Regions from separate parts of the Homo sapiens genome. Here region 1 is linked to region 2. The links are chromatin contacts, found by Hi-C or POLR2A ChIA-PET in ENCODE. All regions are on one chromosome and are shown on one strand. The core of a region is the stretch at or near the end of the contact, and the rest is flanking DNA. Distances in the headings are between cores, read along the strand shown. Region 1 has its middle 33 kb from the start of MDM1. Region 2 has its middle 16 kb from the start of IFNG.

Region 1 (3,823 bases), core at 705-3,204, 190 kb before region 2:
GAGATAGAATGCTTATTACAGATGGTAAATATGTAAGTGTCAACCCTAATTGAATGATAGTGGCTGTCTCTGTGTTGAGAAGGATATGAGGCTGCATCCAGGCTCAGCTGGCAATGGTGCCAGTCATTTAGTGATGTCAGTTATGTGTATACGAGGCAGAAGTGGCATCACAAGTGCCATGTATTTGCTGTCTTGGTTTAGGACATTCTTCCTTGCTTCTTGCTGCTGCCTTTGGAGGTTGGGAACTCATTACTGCTCTGTAGCTTGCTTGGTATTGGTTTGTCAGGGCTGATTCATGGAAGCTAAACTCCTACCCTGTCAACCTGAAACCTGTAATTTTGTTTTTTCAAAACAACATTTTGATTTCTTACTGGTAAAAGTGAAATGTGTTTATTGTTAGAAATGTGACAAATAGTAGAGAAGCAGACAGAATAAAATAAGAACAGCCCATAATCTCATCATTCCTGGATAACTTTTAACATTTTGTTTATAGGTTTCATGCCTTCTGATGTAATTTATTTTATAAAAGGATCATTAGTTGCTTTATGGAGAACAGATTGTAGGCGGGCAGTGTGAATTCAGGGAGACTAACGGGGAGGCTCTCATAGAAGTCTGGGGGAGAGATGCTGGTGGCAGAGGAGTGGGCAGTGCTGATGAGGAGAGGGGCTGGATTTGGTGCATATTTTGAACATAGAGACAACAGGACTTGCTACTAATGGGTTGGATGTAAGGTATGAGAGAAGAAGGAAGGCATCAAGCATATGATGCCCTGGTTTCTAGTCCCATCTCTTGTGAAATGATGATCCATTTACTGAGATGGGAAACAATGAGACGGAAGCAGGTGTGTGTGTGTGTGTGAGGGGGAGGAGACAGCAATGGAAATCAAAAGTTCCATTTTGGATATAAGAAGGCCAAGTAAGAATTTCACACCTGAGTGAGGATTTCTAGTCGGGAGCTTAGGGGAAGAGGACAGGCAGGGAGATTTTATCTGGCGGATTATCAGCATAGAGAGGATGTAGGGGAGATGGTCTCAGGAGTGACATGTAGATGGCCAGGAGGTCTGAGGACAGAGGTTGAGCCCTCTAATATGGATTGGTTGGGAAGAGGAGAAGGATGCAATATGGGAGAACAAAGGAGCAGCCAGTGGACTAGGAAGAAAACTAGGAAAGAATGCAGTGATTGGAAACCAAGGGCAGAGGGTAGTTCAAGAGAAAGGAAGTGCTCCTTCTCTCTATGTACACAGAAACACTCACATGCATAGATACATATGCACACACATATTTTTATGTGAGACTATGCCCATTTTTATATAAATGTAGGGCTTTTCATTTATTATGGTGACTTTTTTATCCCCTTAAAAACCTTCCAAAAGATTATTTTGAATGGCTTTAAAGTAGTCTATACTTGTAGCTGTAACCTTAGAAGGAACAACCTTGTATATACATTTTATGTTTCTTTAAATTCTTGAAGTGGAATTACTGTGGATATGAAAACCTTTAAGGCTTTTGATATCTGTTGTCAAATTGCCTTTCAGAGAGGTTGTACCAAGGTTGTACACTCCACCAGCAGTCAACTGAAACCAAGCATTTGGCAAGCATTATTAGCATTAAAATTATATATATATGTGTGTGTGTATATATATATATAAAATTTTTAAATATATGTATAAAGATAATTGCACACACACATAAACACATATATATGGATATATATGTGTCTATATATGCCTGTGTATGTATATGTGTGTGTGCAATGCTATCTAGTTTTCTCCACTTGCATGACTTGGTTACTGGAGGTTGAACAAGTTTCAACATAAGGCTTCTTGTGTGCGGTCTGAGTGGTGAGCAAGTTGATCTGGCACCCACACCCCCTTAAGTATGAAAAAAATGAGTGTAAACATCCCCCAAGTCAGCCATTCAGGGCATGAGGGCTGCGGAGGAGGAGGAAAGCTGGTTCTGAGCTAGTTTCTCGGTGGGGGTGGAGTAGATCTTTGTCAGCAGTGAAGGAGCCGGTGTGGTTCCCACAGCTTGCAGTGCCTCCTCCCTTCCCGGCCAGACTTCCTGTGGGCCCAGCCTGGGAAAGGGCGTGGTCACCAAGAGGCAGAAGCAGCCCTCCTCAGCTGCACCAGCCCCGATGTGTTAGGTGGTGAAGTCTCTGTTGCCCTGTGAACCGCAGCCCACGTTGCCCAATTCAGCAACAAACACGAGCCATGGGGCCCAGGCCGACTGCCCCACATACAGTGTCCTTTCCTGCCTGGGTGGAGCCTTCTCGGTCTGAGAGGCCGGTCCTCTGCAGAGAGACCTTCGGAATCCTCCCTACGGCCTGGCTGGGCCTCTGTCCAGCTGAAGCGGAAAGACCCGGTGTGCTGTGAAACTGCAGCAGGGCAGCATCCGTCTGTTGGTCTGCGGCGTCGCAAAGGGCGATTGCACCACGTTGTTAGGCTGTGGATGTGGAAATCGACAATACTGAGGCGATAGAAATCTTAAAAGAATGTATGGGACATAAAGATAAGCCAAAAATGGGGATTGTGGCAATCTTGTGTGTAACATTTCTCATTTCATAACTGTGCCAGTCGCAATGTAACTCAAAGGAAAAAAGAAAGCACCACAACCCTTTGCTTTCTGGGTAGCACAGACACCTGTAATATTTTCTATGGTCGCCAAGGACGAATTCCTGACAGAGTGCAATTAGCACAGGTTCAGAGGCCTCAAGTCCAAAGGAAAGGATTCTGTGAGAAGTTAAAACTGCAAGATGAAAAATTTTCAGTAGAAATGGCGCTGATATTGAGTTTCTTCAGATGTTTTTCTTTTTGTATTTATAAAATATTTCCATTGTAAAGCATTCAATTAATGAAGAATGGTGTAAAGTAAAAGCTAGTCTTCTCTCAAGTCCCTCAAACCTCACTCCCACTTGCTAACAGTTTGGTACGTGTTTTCCAGTGCTTTTATTATGCAATTATGAACATTTATATGAGTATAGTACATAGCTCATGTATAGTCCGTTTATCAAGCTGCTAGCATGCAGTTAGTGTTCAATAATATATACCCACACATACAATTTAAAAACTGAAAATGAGATTATACTATGCAAATTCTGCAACTTGTTTTAAGTTTTATTTAAATGCAATTTCTCTTTGTCTTTTTGGCAGGTAGTTTAGTTTCATCTTTGCTTTATAAAGACAAAAAATCAAAAACTTTTTCCAGCCAAGGACTACCAGGTAGATGAATTTATTCGACTATTATTTGTTGCATGCCAAAGATGCATCAGGCATTGCTCAAGGAGCTGGGAATGAGTGAAATAACAATCCTCACCCTCATGGAACTGACATTTTGGTAGAGGGAAGCAGGCAATAAACATGTTTAATAAGTGGATTGTCAGATGTTGATAGCAGAGCAGATAGCAGAGCATGTTGGGGATGGTTAGGGAAGGTCTCCCTGAAAAAGTGACACTTGAGCCAAGGTCTAGAGATGGAAAGGGTAATGCCACAGGGATATCTGAGGAAGGGCGTGTCAGGGAAAACAAACAGAATGTACAAGAGCCCTGAGGAGGGAGATAGATGACTTCCTCAGAAACAGTAAACAGGCAATGTGGCTGGGTAATGGTGAGAGAAGGGAGGACAGATGGGGTGGTTGGAAAGGACCGGTGGGGCCTTGCAGGGGATTTGGAGGTCCTGGGCTTTTACTCTGAGGGGGATAGCCTGTTCCTGGGGGCATGGAGCAGAGCAGCCTCATGATGTGATGCATGTTATCACATGAGCACCCCGGCTGCTGTGGAGAGTAGACTCTCTCAGGCAAGGGCAGAGGTAGGGATGCCAACTGGGAGG
Region 2 (3,642 bases), core at 1,005-3,504:
ATGTAGCTCAGCAAGTATTTGATGAATTAGTGCAGTGTTTCAATTAAATGCCTTAATGGCTAACTTACCTTCCAGCTGGTGAATGCTGCTCTGTGGGAGGCAGGATTGACATTGTCTCACAAAGAGAAGCAGAAGTGACAGCTAGAGAGACAAATCCTGTCAACACTTGAGTACCTGTCTCTGAGATCCTTTCTTTGATCAAAATAGTGTGACTGGAATTTTCGTCACTTGTCACCACAAAAGTCCTGGCAAATGCAACTTGTTGGTATACTGACACTAATGCCGAAAAATAAAGGATGTAATAAAAACTGAAAAAAAATATGAGGGAATAATTAATAACTTCTCATAGCAGATACTACCTGCCTTGCCAACATCCTCTCAGCAGCCTCCCTCTCTCTTCTTACCCTCTGCCTGTGACTGTAACAGTTCACTATTCTTGGCCTAAGGGCTTCTTTCTATTTTCACATGAGGAAGACTGGAAGAGCTAGGGGTTTAATGCCCTGGGAGCAGTGCTCAGACAGTGCTAAAGATAGTCGCAGGATAGATACCCCAACTTCTTCGTCCCTTGGGCAGGATAACTTTGGGGTATGGGCTACACCATCACCCAGAGGTCTATAGTGGGCTGAGTCTCAGTTGACTACAGTAGCTCCCTTTGGGAACCACCCTGAACTGACTTCCTTCCCTTCCCTGAATCTCTTTGCCTCTTTTCTACTGGTGCTTCCTAGAATCACCACCAAAAAAAAAAAAAAAAAAAAAAAATCCTTGTCTCAAGCTCTGTTTCTGAGGTAACCCAACCTCAGTTTCTATATGTAAAATATTTCAATTTAACCTGAACAAATACGTTAAACATGAAGAAATGTACAAATACAACTTCTAAATCAGGTTACAAGGGAAAAAAACCCATAAAATGGAAATAAAAATGATGAGCACACATTGTGCTTGCTATATGCCAAGTATTATTCCAAGAGCTGCACATATAACTCATTTGAATCCCACAAAAAACCTGTGAAGTAGAGTCCAGAGACTTTAAGGAGCTTGCCTAGATTCACACAGTTTACACAGCTGGTAAAAGATGGAGCCTGGACTCAAACTCAGTCTTGCTCCTTTGTCTGTGCTGTTTGTTAACCATGATACTATCATAGAGATGTTTTAAAAAGGTGATTTATTAGTAATGACATGATATCATGAAAGTATTATGCCCAGTTATGTTGTTTATATGAATAGTGCAGAAAACGAATAACATTTGTTGTCATTATAATCTCAAAGAAGACAGGATCCTCATATAAACAGGAGCAGTTATGAGATAAACACATTTTTAAAAAATCCCTTTAAATGGATGTCAGTTCATGAAAGTGATTTGTCATTAATGTCCAACAGTGAATGACTATGAACAGCAGCTTTTGAGATTGGCAGTAACACAGCTTTTAGGAAAACAGAGGGCAGGCATAGTTTAAAGCTAACATCAGCATGTGTAATGAGGTATCATCCTATTCCCTATGTGGCTTGGGCACTAACTTGCAGCTGAAGAATAGAGATCTGTTTGGGCTTGCAGCCCTGGCTAAATGGCCCTGCTGGTTCCACCCCCCAGGTCTGATGGTCAAGAATTATTGGATACTTCATGTAAAGCACTCAGCCAGGCACTTTGAGATAGATGAAGAAGACTAAGAGGCAGTGTATACTCTCTAGGACCTTAAAACCTAGTGAGGAAGAAAAGCACATGAGGATAACTTGGACTTTTTTTCTTCTATGAGAAAAACATCTGGTAAGGTTATTCAGACCACTCAGCTTCATATGGATTTATAGATGTTGGTGCAATTTTTACTCCTTGGCTTCAGCTATTGAAGCTGTGGCAGCAGGTGTGATTACCTCAGAAGAGCGAAGGTGCAAAACAAACTCTTGAGGTCTTGGGAGCTCTGCAGGTGGTTTCCTTGCAGTTCTTCAAATAAAAGGAAGTCTAAGAGCTTCCTGACTCTGTGATAGAGAATGCTACCATGCAAGGCCATCACTTGAAGCCTTTGCTCTTTGCAGAGGCAGAAGCGTCCCTGAGTGCATTGAGACGCTGGGCTGAAGAGAGGAATGACATCAGCACCAGGTGGGGGAGAAGAGCGATTTCCTTTTTTCTCAGGGTGACCCACAGGAAGGACATGGGAAGTTAGGTCAGAATTGGCTTGACACCTCTGTCCTGGGAAATCCTATCAGGTGACTAAGAAGAAAACAACCCACCAAGTTACTGCTCTTTGCCGAGAGATGGAAGGCACCTTGGGGGAAACCCCTGACCACAGGCCAATAGAACAGAATGTTGTTAGTCTTGCTGAAAAAGCCAACCAGAAAAATACTTCTTCAAATTCACCTGGGGTGACAAGAAATATTTCCCATTCTTGGGTTCTTTCACTTTCCTAATGGAAGCATAGATTGAACACTTTGTGAAATGTCATTTAGATTTTCCCTCTTGTGATTGGCTTTATTTTTCTTTTTAGGAAAAAAAAGACAGAGTGCAGGGCATACTTTTTTTGTGGTTGATAGGATTCCTAATGCAACCATAAATATGACCAGCATATAAGTCATGATCTATGATTCTAATTAGCAAATGATGTTTCTAATTTTCAAATAGGACAAGTTATATATCATTAAGTTTTGGGATGCCTAATCTTTTTTATTCCATCAATTTTTATTTTAAGTTCTGGGGTACACGCACAGGATGTACAGGTTTGTTACATAGGTAAATGTGTGCTATGCTGATTTGCTGCACAGATCAACCCATCACCTAGATATTAAGCCCAGCATCCATTTGCTATTCTTCCTGATGCTCTTCCTCACCCCACTTCCCCAACAGGCCTCAGTGCGTATTGTTCCCCCCATGTGTCCATGTGATCTCATCGTTCAGCTTCCACTTGTGAGTGAGAACATGTGGTGTTTGGTTTTCTGCTCCTGTGTTAGTTTGCTGAGGATAACAGCTTACAGTTCCATCCATGTTCTTGCAAAGGACATGATCTCATTCCTTTTTATGGCTGCATAGTATTCCATGGTGTATATTTATACCACATTTTCTTTATCCAGTCTATCATTGATGGGCATGTGGGTTGATTCCATGTCTTTGTTATTTTGAATAGTGCTACAATGAACATATGTGTGCATGTGTTTTTATAATAGAACGATTTATATTCCTTTGGGTATACACCCAATAATGGGATTGCTGGTTCAAATGGTATTTCTGTTTCTAAATCTTTGAGGAATTGCTACACTGTCTTCCACAATGGTTGAACTAATTTACATTCCCACTAACCATCTAAAAGCATTCCTTTTTCTCTGCAACCTCACCAGCATCATTTTTTCTTGACTTTTTAATAATCACCATTCTGACCGGTATGAGATGGTATCTGATTATTATTTTGATTTACGTTTCTCTAATGACCAGTAATGTTGAGCTTTTTTCATGTTTGTTGGCTGCATGCATGTCTTCTTTTGAGAAGTGTCTGTTCATATCCTTTGCCTACTTTTTAATGGGGTTGAGTTTTTTTTTAATGTAAATTTGTTTAACTTCTTTGTAGACTCTGGATATCAGACCTTTATCAGATGGCTAGATTGCAAAAATTTTCTCTCATTCTATAGGATGTCTGTTCACTCTGATGATAGTTTCTTTTG

What was found. A loop is a pair of places that touch in the nucleus more often than their neighbours do. ChIA-PET counts read pairs that join two places held with the same protein, here RNA polymerase II (POLR2A). Pooled maps may share reads with other maps.
Region 1: a pooled map shows a loop between it and region 2 (4-fold over the local background). The contact joins two enhancer-like sites. A Hi-C loop is called at or near these places in 1 of 37 single-sample maps with no recorded cell type and 8 of 50 pooled maps. POLR2A ChIA-PET finds 5 or more read pairs at or near these places in 1 of 52 experiments (activated T-cell).

Annotation. Positions count from the first base shown.
Region 1 is chr12:68,363,647-68,367,469 of GRCh38, reverse strand. No RefSeq gene overlaps it. Among named protein-coding and RNA genes, the nearest start is that of MDM1, 33 kb to the right of the region's middle. RefSeq lists enhancers at 1,724-2,245, 2,173-2,432, 2,246-2,768. Within about 2 kb of position 1,954, at least 39 of the 41 ENCODE cell types and tissues checked have a DNase peak (open chromatin) inside an H3K27ac peak, as active enhancers do.
Region 2 is chr12:68,174,308-68,177,949 of GRCh38, reverse strand. No RefSeq gene overlaps it. Among named protein-coding and RNA genes, the nearest start is that of IFNG, 16 kb to the right of the region's middle. RefSeq lists an enhancer at 1,983-2,042. Within about 2 kb of position 2,254, at least 6 of the 41 ENCODE cell types and tissues checked have a DNase peak (open chromatin) inside an H3K27ac peak, as active enhancers do.